Regions from separate parts of the Homo sapiens genome. Here region 2 is linked to region 1. A link is a contact called in ENCODE Hi-C or POLR2A ChIA-PET data. All regions are on one chromosome and are shown on one strand. The core of a region is the stretch at or near the end of the contact, and the rest is flanking DNA. Distances in the headings are between cores, read along the strand shown.

Evidence for each region. A loop is a pair of places that touch in the nucleus more often than their neighbours do. ChIA-PET counts read pairs that join two places held with the same protein, here RNA polymerase II (POLR2A). Pooled maps may share reads with other maps.
Region 2: a loop to region 1 is called in a pooled map, with 2.1 times the contacts of the local background. The contact joins two enhancer-like sites. A Hi-C loop is called at or near these places in 3 of 168 maps with a recorded cell type or tissue (DLD1, endothelial cell of hepatic sinusoid and transverse colon) and 4 of 50 pooled maps. POLR2A ChIA-PET finds 5 or more read pairs at or near these places in 1 of 52 experiments (H1).

The regions. Positions count from the first base shown.
Region 1 is chr9:109,341,244-109,348,099 of GRCh38, reverse strand. No RefSeq gene overlaps it. Among named protein-coding and RNA genes, the nearest start is that of EPB41L4B, 24 kb to the right of the region's middle. Within about 2 kb of position 2,364, at least 13 of the 41 ENCODE cell types and tissues checked have a DNase peak (open chromatin) inside an H3K27ac peak, as active enhancers do.
Region 2 is chr9:109,408,776-109,415,631 of GRCh38, reverse strand. It overlaps PTPN3 (protein tyrosine phosphatase non-receptor type 3), which reads left to right. Exons shown (of 26, transcript NM_002829.4): 15 at 5,217-5,403; 16 at 5,556-5,633. Among named protein-coding and RNA genes, the nearest start is that of PTPN3, 86 kb to the left of the region's middle. RefSeq lists enhancers at 3,678-3,777, 4,298-4,417. Within about 2 kb of position 4,416, at least 2 of the 41 ENCODE cell types and tissues checked have a DNase peak (open chromatin) inside an H3K27ac peak, as active enhancers do.

The DNA.
Region 1 (6,856 bases), core at 1,115-3,614:
AAGTGCTGGGATTTCAGGCATGAACGACCTTGTACGGCCTGGAACAGGATCAGTGTTTAAAAAACCAAAATGATCAAAGGAACTAGAAACACTTAGCTTGAAGGAGAGGATACTCAGGAGGACATTCCTGTTATCTTCAAACATTTGAAGGACCAGCGTGAGGAAGACAGAGGATGTGCTCTGGGTCACTATGGGACCAGTAGTAAGAAGTTTCCAAGAGACAGATTTCAGGTTCACATTCAACATCCACTGAGTGCTTCCCATGTGTGGGATATTATATCGAGTTCCTTCACATATATAATCTCTCTTGATCCTCACAACAAATCTGTCATAAATTTCATTACACCTATTTCACACGTGAGAAAAGAGACCAAGACAAATAAATTGCCCAAGTGGCATGGATTTGATCCAGGTGTTCTATCTCTGCACTTTTCCCATTACATCATTCTGCTTCTTCACATACAGCTCTCTAATAATCATTTCGGTTCAAAGAGAGTTGGTATTTTTCAGGAGCAAAGGGCTGCCCATGTCTAAGGTTGCCCCTGCGAAAGTCCAGTGGTCATCTTCCCAGGACTTGATCAAGGTATGTTGCAAAATGAAAGCCATGGTTGGTCTAGAAAACTACCCTAAAGTCCATTCTGACTTTCACTTAATAAATTCTTCAAGCTTTTACAAATTCTTTTTAAAACTCTGTTGGGTTGAGCATAGTGGCATACACCTATAATCCCAGCTATTTGGGAGGCTGGGGCAGGAGGATCACTTGAGCCCAGGAATTCAAGTCCAGCCTGGGCAACATAGCGAGACCCTGTTTCTAAAGACAAAACAACATCAAAAATATCTCTGCTTGATATCTTTCATATGAACACCTCCTAGCCCTAAATCACTCTCTACCCTTTTGTACTCTGCTCTGAGCCTCATGATATGGGTCTGTATGGATTGCATCATGATCTTCCTGCCTGCTGGCTTCAGCTGATTCTGTCTAGCAGGGATCCCCAGGAGATCAGAGGAGGGAGGCAAGTGACAGACACTATGAGGTCACCTTTGGTTGGGTCTTCCCCCAACCGAAAGTCATTGCTCCTCTTACTGTGGCCAGCTGTGTGTCTCTTTCTCCTTCTAGGTTCTGTGAACTCCTTCCTTGCCTCTTCTCTTTCTCCTAGCAATGGTAACAGCTCTGTAGCTCTATACGAAAGACCCTGCAGCATCCCTTGTGATTTCCCCACACTCCCACACTTTTGAAATTAATCCCCTTATCAACGAACCATCCTCAAACCGTTTTGATGTTAGTGTACCACCTGTTTCCTATTGAGGCCCCGACTGATAGAATAACTTTTTCCAGATTGTAAATTCCTGTATCCTAATTATATTTTTCTACAAACTCAGTGTGGGACTTTCAGATATAGACTCAAGAAGAAAATTTAAATGACCTATAATCCCACCCCTAGAAATAGCTGACAGTTGGGGACATTTCTTTCCAACATTTTTCTGTGCACATATTACATACTTCTTTACATTGTGTATATCTCAATGTACGTACAATTTCATTAACACGATAACGTCATGAACATTTTCCCATGTCATTAAAAAGTCTTCATAAACATCAGTGTTTCAAAGTGGTATGCCATACTGTATCATGATTATTTTTCCACTTCCCTATTTGGGTTACTTATATTTTTTACTATCATAATAAATATCACTGGGCCAGGCGCGGTGGCTCACGCCTGTAATCCCAGCACTTTGGGGGGCTGAGGTGGGCAGATCACGAGGTCAGGAGTTCAAGACCAGCCTGACCAACATGGTGAAACCCCGTCTCTGCTAAAAATACAAAAATTAGCAGGGCGTGGTGGTGCGCGCCTGTAATCCTAGCTGCTCAGGAGGCTGAGACAGGAGAATCGCTTGAACCCAGGAGGCGGAGGTTGCAGTGAGCCGAGACCATGCCACTGCACTCCAGCCTGGGTGACAGAGCGAGACTCCGTCTCAATAAATAAATAAATAAATAAATATCACTGGTATGATGATCTCCATTCATAAGTCTTAGTCCAAACATCTGATTATTTCCTTAGGTCCCTCAAAATGTTGATGCTCAGGTAATGCCCAATATATTGAAAACACTAGAGGGAGCTTGAGAGTTCCCTGAAACAATCGTTTTCTGTGCCCTGGTGAAGAATGAAAATAACCTGCCAGGACTGGCAGAAGTATTAAAGGCATTTGAGGGTTTCCCTTTACCACTGGGAAAGCTATGCCTGATCTCACAATAAAACAATGTGGGCATTCTCTTCCCAGGCCTGGTTCCATCGTGGGTCGGGAGAGAGCTTGGTTTGTTATTTCGGCTGACAACAAGTGTGGTCAGGAATCTTTAGATCTGTGGATGACCAAGAGGGTGACCGCAAAGGCCACATTCAGCTTATAAAGAAAGTCGATCTGAGAGGCTTCTGAAAAAAGGCTCCGCTCCAGCCTCAGGGAGCCACAGTCCTGGGGTGAGTTCAGCAGGCCAGACCTTGCTGCAGAACTCGCTGGGCAAGTTCTAAGCAGCTGCTTGAGAGACTGTGGTGGGTAATTGTCCCTAACCAAGGTTCAGAGTCACCAACAAATGAGTGGGTGGCAACCCACGTGATCGGGGCTGTGCTGAGGAGGACGAGGTGGGGGCAGGGACCTGAGCTCCTGAGCCTTTAGCTCCTCTTCTGTTTCCCCTTCCACACCTTTTGAGAGGGTTCTTACTGTAGAAGACTCTGACACAGGGAGATCCTGCCAGAGCCCGAGCAGCCCATAGTAGCTGGATAAATGCAGCTGAAAAGAGAGGGAAAAACCCCTCAGCAAGTGACCCAAGAACCCTCAAGGATGAAGATGGCACAAGCTGTTCCCCTTGGGATAAGCATTCTGCCTCTTCCCCCTGGATCTATCTTCCCAGGCATTGGCCCCTCCTGGCCCACCACACTTGACTTGCTCATTTATGCAGGAGACAAATTAAGACCCTCTTTCCTTAAAGCCATAATTGCAGGAAGAACTTAGACCGTATGGAGAGTATGCCTATGACCCTGGAAGTCAATGACGTTTCACAGTTAACAAAGTTGGGAAGCTTTGGAAATACTGGGTCTCGGCAGGCTCAAGGTCCATACTTTCAAATACTAAAAGCAACTCAGATAGTTACTGTGAGACCTGCAAGACTTGCCCTTCAAACCCATGCACAATCTTAGTTGTGCAAAAAAAAATTACTTGGGGAATTTTTTAAAGTCCTCACACCCAGAGCAATCACAACAAAATCTCTGGGGTTGGGACCCAGACTTTAGTGTCCCTTAAAACTCTCCAGGTGATTTCAACGTGAGTCCAGATTGAGAACCACTGGTCTTAAAAGGATAATGAAAGAAGGCCAAGACTTTTAATACCTCAATAGGTATATACATTTTATTTATTTATTTATTTTCATTTTTATTTTATTTTTTGAGACAGATTCTTGCTCTGTCGCCCAGGCTGGAGTGCAGTGGCACAATCTTGGCTCACTGCAGCCTATGCCTCCCGGGTTCAAGTGATTCTTGTGCCTTGGCCTGCCGAGTAGCTGGGACCACAGGCATGCACCACCACACCCAGCTAATTTTTGTATTTTTAATAAAGATGGGTTTTTGCCATGTTGGCCGGGTGGGTCTCAAACTCCTGACCTCAAGTGATCCACCCACCTCAGCCTCCCAAAGTGTTGGGATTACAGGCATGAGCCACCGCATCCAGCCTCGATAGGCATATAAATTTAATGGCCATATTTCCAATCTGTACTTAGGTGTTCTCTTTCTTTGAATCTTGCTTTATGATGCATTCTGGCCTTCATTTACAAAGCCAATTAGAGATCTATAAATAAGTTATAATTTTAGTAGTTAAATTTAAGAAGAAAAAAATCTTGTGTCACTTGTACTCTGTGAGTTACCCTTGCCTGAGGAAAGTGTCATTGGTTGGCAAACCCAAGGCCACCTTTTTTCACTGAGCAGGCAGAATGGCTCGGCGGAATGAGAGGAAAAGTCAGAGTTCATCAAAGCGAAATCTTAAAGTTAGCAGGTGGAGAAGTTTGGGACAATGAGATATGCATCTAAGGGGCTGGGCGCGTGGCTCACACCTGTAATCTCAGCACTTTAGGAGGCCAAGGCAGGCTGATTACTTGAGGTCAGGAGTTCGAGGCCAGCCTGGCCAACATGGCAAAACCCCATCTCTACTAAAAATTTACAAAAATTAGCCGGGCGTAGTGGTGGGCACCTGTAATCCCAGGTACTTGGGAGGCTGGGGCACAAGAACCCCTTGAACCTGGGAGGCAGAGGCTGCAGTGAGCCGAGACCAGGCCACTGCACTCCAACCTGGGAAACAGAGTGAGACTTGAGGGGAGAATCGTGGAAGTTTTTTTTTTTCTTTTTTTTTTAAGAGACAGCCTCTCACTATGTTGCCTAGGCTGGTTCTCAAACTCTTAGGCTCAAGCTATCCTCCCATGTCAGCCTCCCAAAGTGCTGGGATTACAGACAAGAATCTTGCATTTTAAGTGCAGGAGTATGGCCTACGGGGGCTAGAGGGTGGCAATCAGTCAGGAGCTTATCTGGGTGTCCAACTGATATTCAGGAGCCCCTTGGACTGGACTTTGGTTTGTGTTGTAGTCAGGAAAGCTAAGATTCATCAAATCCTGAAGACTCAGCCCTCTAATTTCTGCATCCTCTTTTCTTTTCAACCTCAGCCACCCTCCTCTATGGTTTTTCATGGAGTAATACGGAATATAGAAAGAGCAGGGATCTTGGAATGAGACAGATACGAGTTCACAGCCTAGCTCTGTCGCTGACTGGCTATGTGATGGTCATGAGATGTTTGGCATCTGAGCATTCCGTTTCACATCCATGAACTCAGCAAGTGACCTGAGAATGTGCAGTACTGGTGTGTCAACCCTGCATCACCCATGGATTAACATGCCACCAGCTGTTCTCCTTGGATTAAGGACTTTGCCTCTTCTCCCTGGGTTCATTGTCCCAAGGATTGGCCTCTCCCGGCAACGCTGTTTGATTAGCTCATTTGCGCAGGAAATGAAGTCAGTAAAACCTTTAAGCTAAGGCAACAGGGGCCCCTGCTGTCATCAACCCTCATCAACCCATCAACTATAAGGCCCTATTCCAGTGTTCTTTTGCCTATACTCACCCTGCTGGGCAGGGGTTTCATGGGGCCAAAGGGACCTGCCTCTTAGAACAATTGCTTCCCTTTCTTCTTTTCTTTTCAAGATGGAGTTTTGCTCTTGTTGCCCAAGCTGGAGTGCAGTAGTGCTATCTTGGCTCACTGCAACCTCCGCCTCCCGGGTTCAAGCGATTCTTCTGCCTCAGCCTCCTGAGTAGCTGGGATTACAGGTGCCCGCCACCACACTTGGCTAATTTTTTGTATTTTTAGTAGAGATGGGGTTTCACCATGTTGGCCAGGCTGGTCTTGAATTCCTGACCTCAGGTGATCCACCCACCTTGGCCTCCCAAAGTGCTAGGATTATAGGCGTGAGCCACTGCACCTGGCCCAATCGCTCCCATTTCTAGACCACATTACAAGAGCCAGGACCCTGAAATTCCCTGTCCAAATGAGGCTGAGCCCACTTCTGGGTTCTCTGAAGGTTACTCCCCAGATCTTTCCCCTTGAGGTTGGACTACATGGCCCTTCCTAGGCCCCAAAGGAAGTCAAAGGCAGCTGATGGGAAGGGGGTGATCAGAATGGAGGTGGACAGAGCTGGAGCATCCTACTTCCACACAGGTGTGTCCTCGTGGTGGTTCAAGACAGAGTCAGGGTTGAGAAGAGAAGGGGGCAGCTCTCCCTGCCTGGCTACAGTTCAGCACAGAACACTGATGAGCTTAAGAATTCTAAATGTGAACTTGGCCTTCCAGGTCATTAAGAAGACATGTGTCAAGTTAGGAGGTTAGCGCATCTTTTAGTTAATAGCTTATTAGCGTAATTTTTAACTTTGAAAAATTGAGGCATATGGTATGTGGACCTCATCCTGGCCCCACAGATGTTACAGGCAGGCCTGGGGAAAATAATACAAGCATTTAGGTTGTTATGAGAATTAAAAAAATATGTATGAATGCAGAGTATGCAGAGAAGGTGCTCAGTAAGAATTATTCTCCTTTCTTTCTGGCTTGCCAATTCTGTCTTTAAAACTGCAGTTGTAAAAGAGAATTCTTCTCTAGGTAGGGCCATCACCTTCCTCCTTTTTTTCTAGGGTACAGCTTCATGCTGTGTTAACACTGGGGCTGGCTAACATGCCCTCAGGCCTTCCCGCGAAGAGGCTGATTCAAGTTTGACAGCTAAGTCAGGAACATTTAGTTAACCGTGGCCAAAAAATTTAAAAATGGCTCTTATGCCAATCAGGAAGGCCTCGGCCCCTTGTGAAGTACCTCTCCAGTGAGGCAGCCTTAAGGTAGGCGGGGCTTCAGGAACCCCAGGCCTTCTGGCAAGACCCACGGAAAGAGATTTCTGGGTGTGGGAAGCAGGGAGGCTCAGCAGCTGCTTTGGGGGCTCTGAGAGCTGTCTGCAGAAGTGCATTGTCCTGAACCAGGAACTGCGCCTGGAAAACTAGCCATGCTTCTTCAGGGACCAAGGAAGGGGTTGTTGGGGTGGGACTGATCAGGGGATCAAGAACCCAACAGTTAGGAGAAGCCAGACTTCTCTGATAAGTTGAAAGTAGCAGCTGGGTGCAGTGGCTCATACCTATAATCCAAGCACTTCGGGAGGCAGAGGCAGGTGGATCACTTGAGATCAGGAGTTCAAAAAAAGCCTGACCAACATAGTGAAACCCCATCTCTACTAAAAATACAAAATTAGCTGGGCGTGGTGGCACATGCCTGTAATTCCAGCTACTCGGGAGGCT
Region 2 (6,856 bases), core at 3,167-5,666, 65 kb before region 1:
GCACAGTCTAGCTCAGTCATATCCAAATCGTTCCCCTGTCTTTGGTGTCACCTCCTTCCACACCATGCTTCACAAGAATAGCAAATTTATCATTCTGAAATACACATCCAAGAATGTCACTTCCTGCTTAAATACCTTTTCTCTGCTTTTTCAGCATTTCCTGCCTTTACCTGTGCTACTGCTTTTGTTTGTGTGTTTGTTATTATCAGTGTTTTGCCAGAATGCCTTTTTTCCCACTTGACTACCTGTTCAAACTCCTATTAATTCATCTTTCAAACTCAAGCTCAAGTGCACCTGCTCCAGGAAGCCTCTCCTGGCCTTACACAGTACCCTAGACATCTGAGCATCTCCACTGTAACATGATAATATTATTACTTGGTTAATTGTATTTCTTCTCCTTTGGACAGTGAATTCTTTGAGGGCAGGGATAGTGCCCTATTCACCTCTCCTTCCTTAAAACCTGACATGGTTATTTGGCATTTAATAGACATTCAGTGACTATTTGGATGGATGGATGGATGGATGGATGGATGGATGGATGGATGGATGGATGGTTGGATGGACGGACGGATGGACGGATGGACGGACGGACGGACGGACAGACGGACAAATGGTTAGATGAAACTAGATGGGGCCCCGAGATACAAACTCCTAAGTTTTCACAATGGGATGCCCCCTCTGCCACTTCCACATCATGTGTCCATATCACATGAGCAACATCACACCATATTTATCTGTACCCCAAGAACTCAAACATATTTACTTTGACAAGTTTGGTAACTGTCACCTGTGAGCAGGACTATGTGGTAGGTGCCCCTGCAGGGCATCTGTCAATGAGAAATTCTCCTCAGAGAATTCAGGGATGAATTGACCGAGGTTTAGCAAGTGCTTTCTTGCCAGTGAGGTGTCTGATATCTATAGGGGAAGCCTAGACAGATTCATGATCTGTTGTTCCAGCAGGAAAGACTGTGAGCTCATAAAGCACCATACCTGAACCATATCCCCTCTGCCACTTTGATCTTGTGCCCTTGGCATTTATTACAGCCCCAGATGAGCTGTTTCCTGTGGTGACTGTCTCCACATCATAAAAATGTGTATTGGAAGACAGTCTTCTTTCTGTTACTCAAGGACCCTTATGTGAGGAGCCATGTGGGAAATTTCTCCAGGAATTTTATTCAGAAGAAACTGTGCCCTCTGGGTGAACTGGTATGAGTTCCTCTAGCGCCGTGCTATTCCAGCTGTGGCCACAGGCCAGCAGCTGCAGCACCTGAGAGCTGGTCGGAATGCAGAATCTCAGACCCACACAGGCCTGCCGAATCATACTCTGCATTCAGCAGGACCCCAGCTGGTTCCTGTGCACAGCACATTCTCAGAAGCTCTGATCTTGCAGATGAGAACCATTTAACTCGCCTTCACTTTGCACCTGAGCTTCCAGATTCCTGAGTAAATTCCTTGCTCTTTTAGAGTAACTCACCCAATCACCTCGGGTGATCCTCTTGGTACCTTGCCAAGAGGCTTTATTCTTCATTCACTCAGCATTTCAGTTGAGTACTCCCTGTGTGCCTGGTCCTGTGTTCCGAGTACTAGGAGAGGAACAGAAAGAGCACTAGGGTCTCCTGACCTTGAGAAGCTCCCAAAACAGGGCCCCTGTTCCATCACACCACAATTTGAGAGCAGGACTTTGCCTCCTTTCACAGGCGGCGGGGCGGGGAGGTCTTTAATTTTCTAGGGTTTAGGGAGAGCTTCGTGCGGGAGTGTCTCTTTCATGGGAGTGTTTCTTTCTGATGCCTGCTGCCTTTACAGTTCAGAAGCATGTGTTTTCTGGAGGGTGAATACTTGTTTGTCTGCCTGATGGTCAGTCTGTGTCTCACATTTCTCTGTCTCTGCCCCTTTCTCCCTAAGAACCAGGATGTGGTCAGTCCCACACTGGCTCTTCCATGGTGTCTTCCCCGTCCTGCCTCAGGGACAAACCTCTTCTGCTCCTTCCTCCCCCTTGTCATTGGCTCCATCCCATCCTCACCATCTTCTTGCATCCCTCATCCTGCCCCTTTCTTCACTCCACTTGTGGAATTCATGGGGCAACTCCCCTGCGCTCCTCAGCCGCACTGCATTCTGCCCAGCGACAGAGGAGGCACTAGGGCTTTGGTGCCTTCACCCCTGGCCACCCTGTGCTGTGGCCAGCTGCCACTTACTCATTGCATCTCCTCATTTGATGTCCTCTTCCTCGTCTGTCTGTCCATCTTGCACACTGAACAGAATATCACCGCGCCCTACAGAGCACCTGTGTACACAGTTGAGCAGGCCAAAAATCAGCCATTTGTTGAAATAAATGACTAAGAGTAACCCCTCCAACCCTGCTTAGAAAATAGGTTAGGGCAGGCCGGGCACGGTGGCTCATGCCTGTAATCCCAGCACTTTGGGAGGCCGAGGCGGGCAGATCACAAGGTCAAGAGATCGAGACCATCCTGACTAACATGGTGAAACCCCATCTCTACTAAAAATACAAAAAAAAAAAAAATTAGCCAGGCATTGGTGGCAGGTGCTTGTAGTCCCAGCTACATGGGAGACTGAGGCAGGAGAATGGTGTGAACCTGGCAGGTGGAGCTTGAGCTTGCAATGAGCTGAGACTGTGCCACTGCACTCCAGCCTGGGCGACAGGGCAAGACTCTGTCTCAAAAAAAAAAAAAAATAGGTTAGGGCATAAAATGACTTGGAATATAGTATTAGTACTAGCAGCAATAGTAATAGTAGTAGTACTGTTGTCATTTAGTACCATGGGCTAGTTTAGACAGACCATTGAGTTTTAAATCAAAAAAGAAAAATAGGGCTGGGGATGGTGGCTCACACCTGTAATCCCAGCGCTTAGGGAGGCCAGTGCAGGAGGATTGCTTGAGACCATGAGTTCTAGACCAGCCTAGGCAGCATAGTGAGACCCTGTGTCTACAAAAAATTTTTAAAAGGCTGGGCATGGTGGCTCACACCTGTAATCCCAGCACTTTGGGAGGCCGAGGCAGGTGGATCACGAGGTCAAGAGATCGAGACTATCTTGGCCAACATGGTGAAACCCTGTCTCTACTAAAAATATAAAAAATTAGCCGGGTGTGGTGGCGGGCACCTGTAGTCCCAGTTACTCAGGAGGCTGAGGTTGGAGAATCATTTGAACCCGGGAGGCGGAGGTTGCAGTGAGCCGAGATTGCACCACTGCATTCCAGCCTAGCAACAGAGCGAGACTTTGACTCAAAAAAAAAAAAAAATTAAAATTAGTTGGACATGGCGAATGCCTGTGGTCCCAGCTACTCAAGAGACCAAGATAGGAAGATCTCTTGAGTCAGGAAATCGAGGCTGCAGTGAGCTGTGGTCATGTAATGGCACTCCAGCCTGGGCAACAGAGCTTTACCCTACCTCAAAAGAAAAAAAAATGGATTGGGGGGGTGCAGGGAGGGAGAGAGAGGGAGACAGAGGTAGAGACAGAGACAGAGACAGACAGAACGAGAACTGGAAATACCATTTTAACTTGTTTTGTAACTGCCAAGCAGTTGCCCTTTCTGCCACTGGGTGATGCTCTTGTAAACAGTGAAACCCAGCAAAGATGCCGTATTTGGGGGGAATTTTGTAAAGCTTCCTTTTACGTAAGTGAAAGTCATGCTTTTTCAATCTGAAAACTTGTATACAACTTCAATTCCAAAATACTCTGTCTCTGAAATGCCTTCCCATCCATAACACCCTACCCCCAACCAGCCACTTGGACACCATAAGGCCAGACTCTTGTCCTACTGTATCGCTGTGTTTCTCCATTGGTCTGTCACTGAATATTTTATTCAAATAGATTGTGATTATGAATCATTCTGTGTGACTATGATACAGATTTTATATTTAAATTAGGCTCATTTAAACTCACTAGGAGAAAGAGAAGCACCAATTTCATAAAAAATCCATGGATAAGGGCTTGAAATGAAGGTCAAGAAAGAGGCAGTAGCAGCTGTCTTTTGTCTGGGTTTCACTGAATGACTTGGTCTCTGCGCTTCTCCCCTCACTTCACTTTGGATGAGGTTAGGGTGGGGCAGAGTCTTAGAATGTAGGAGAGCCCCATAGTCATCAGCTCTGTAAGGTGTCTGTGCTGGGCCTGTGGCTCCGGAAGGGGCTGGTGTGGGTGATGCAGAGACTCAAGGGTCCTGTCCTGTACAGTGACAGCAGGGATGGTTAATCCCTGTGACTCTGAGGGGTTAGAAATAGGGGTCTTGGAAGTGGGCTCTGCATGGTCTGGAGAGGGAAGAAAGGCTTAGGACGCACATCGGTCAGGTTTCTGTCTGCTAAGCCGGGGGAAAGCCATGTGACCCTGGGCAAGTTACTCAGCCTCTCCTGACCTCAGCTTCTTCATCTGTGAACTGGGAGTTAGAACAAATGACCACAAAGTTCTGTTCCGTTTTCATCATCTGTAACTCTCTAAGACAGCGCTGTCCAGCAGGACTTCCTGCCGTGGTGAAATGTTCTCTGACTGCACTGTCTCATACGGGAGCCACTGGCCGCATATGGCTAGTGAGCATGTGAAGTATGGCTGGTTTCTTGTCTTAATTTATTTAAATTTAAGTAGCCACATATAACTAGTGGCTACCATACTAGACAGTGCAGCTCCACGATACAGAAGAAACTATATTCGATAGAGGAAAATGTAACAAGATCTCAGCGTGGCAGTTCATGGATGTCACAGGCAAATCATGCCAACTAGGAATAATATAAATTCTCCTGAACGCACAACAACAACAGTCCTGTTTCCTTTGAGGAGGCAAGAGTCCTATGAAGCAGAACCATCCGCAGAAGTGAGACAGAAGGAAAAAAGCTTTCAGAAGGGATGGGCTGTGCATCTGCATGAGCTTGCCTGGCAGAGCCTGGTTCAGTAATGAAACCACCAGAGGAGCTGGACACATTTCCCTGTCACCCTTCTAAAGCAGCGGGGAAGGGAGCAAAGTTTTCAGCAGTTTCCAGATCCACCCTGCCTCCTATCCCTTTTCCCCAAAACCATGTGACAGTGTCTAGGCCAGATGCGGTCAGGGGTGGTCAGTGGGCCCTGGGTGTACTCAAATCCCGCTGACAACCTATGCAGCTGAGGTTCCAGGGAAACATACAGCCCCCAGCTGCCAGGCCCCTACAGTCAGTAGTGTTTGCTCTAATAAAATATTAACCCAGTTATTAATATCTCCTCCTTCCCCATGATGAAGGAGTTTATCCGAGAACAATCCGGCACAAAGCTACCTGACCCAGAAGTCATCCAGTTCTGTGTCTCCATCTTCAAATGCTCCAGGCTCCTGCTCACCTGACGGCGTTGATCAGCAGCTCTTAGATGACTTCCACAGGGTGACCAAAGGGGGCTCCACCGAGGACGCCAGCCAGTACTACTGTGACAAGGTGAGCGAGCGCAGGCAGCCGGGTGATCCACACACCCAGGGCTTCCCGGCCTCTTGTGGGCAGCTGAGTAGCTCTAACTAAATGAAAATATCTTATCACCAACTGCTGGAGAGAGATGTGATGCAAATGACCACTTTCAAACCGTTTTCCAGAATGATAATGGTGACAGCTACTTAGTCTTGATCCGTATCACACCAGATGAAGATGGAAAATTTGGATTTAATCTTAAGGTATGTTGTGTATTTATAAAGGAAGTTTTGTGCTGGGAAGCAATCTTTCAATGAGTTTTTAATTTGCATTACAAATGTGCTGCATTCCTGAGCTACATAAGGAAGTTGGTTCAACCCTCAGAATTGAGAGTTGGGGGTTTTTTTTGTTTTTGTTTGGTTTGAGATATTTGGGGTTTTTTTTGTTTTTTTTTAAAAACTCACTTTATCGCCCAAACCTAGAGTGCAGTGGCACGATCGCAGCTCACTGCAGCGCTGACCTCCCCAGGCTCAGGTGATCCTCCCACCTCAGCTGGGACTATAGGGATGCACCACCATACCCAGCTAATTTTTTTCATATTTTTTGTAGAGATGGGGTTTCACCATGTTGTCCAAGCTGGTCTCAAACACCTGGCAATCTACTCACTTTGGCCTCCCAAAGTGCCGGGATTACAGGCGTGAACCACCGCACCCAGCCTAGAATTGAGAGGTTTTTTTTAATGTGGCCTTAACAGCTGCCGAAGGCCAAGTGCCTGCTCTGTGCCTGGCATTGGCTATCCACTAGATTCATAGCACCTTCTTAAGTTCTGATAACAAGTGGTAAGGTCAGTATTTTTAAACCCATTTTGCAAATGAATACTGAGGTTCCCAGAAATGAGGGCACACAGTTGGCAAACAGATCTACCCACTTCAGGAATGCTATTAAGAGAACCCCTCAGCATTGCTAAAGCTGATAAGAGAAAAACAATTCAAGTTCAACCTGCAGGGCCACCACTCTCCTCCAGGCACCTTTAAGCAGGATCTGCAAACTAAACCCACAGGCCAAATCCCATCTGTTTCTGTAACTAGTTTTTTTGGTAACAGCCACAGCCATTTGTTTACTGGTGGGTTAATGACTGCAGAGTTGAGCAGTTGAATCAGAGCCCTCACTCCCACAAAGCCTCTCTGGCCCTTTACAGAAAACGTTTACTCATCCCTACTCTAGGACAAAGTGAGGGCAGGTGGTCGCCTACCCCCCAGCTGCCATCATGCACAGCCTCATCTGCCCCAGCAGCTGTGTTGAGGACCAGCGCTCACAGGCCAGATGCGCTCACAGGGTGTGCCCCCTTCCCAGGCCTCGCTCGCCTCTGCTGAAAGCCCCTATATATATATATATAAAGCCCATATATATATATATTAAAGCCCATATATATATATAAAGCCCATATATATATATATATATATATTTTTTTTTTTTTTTTAATTAT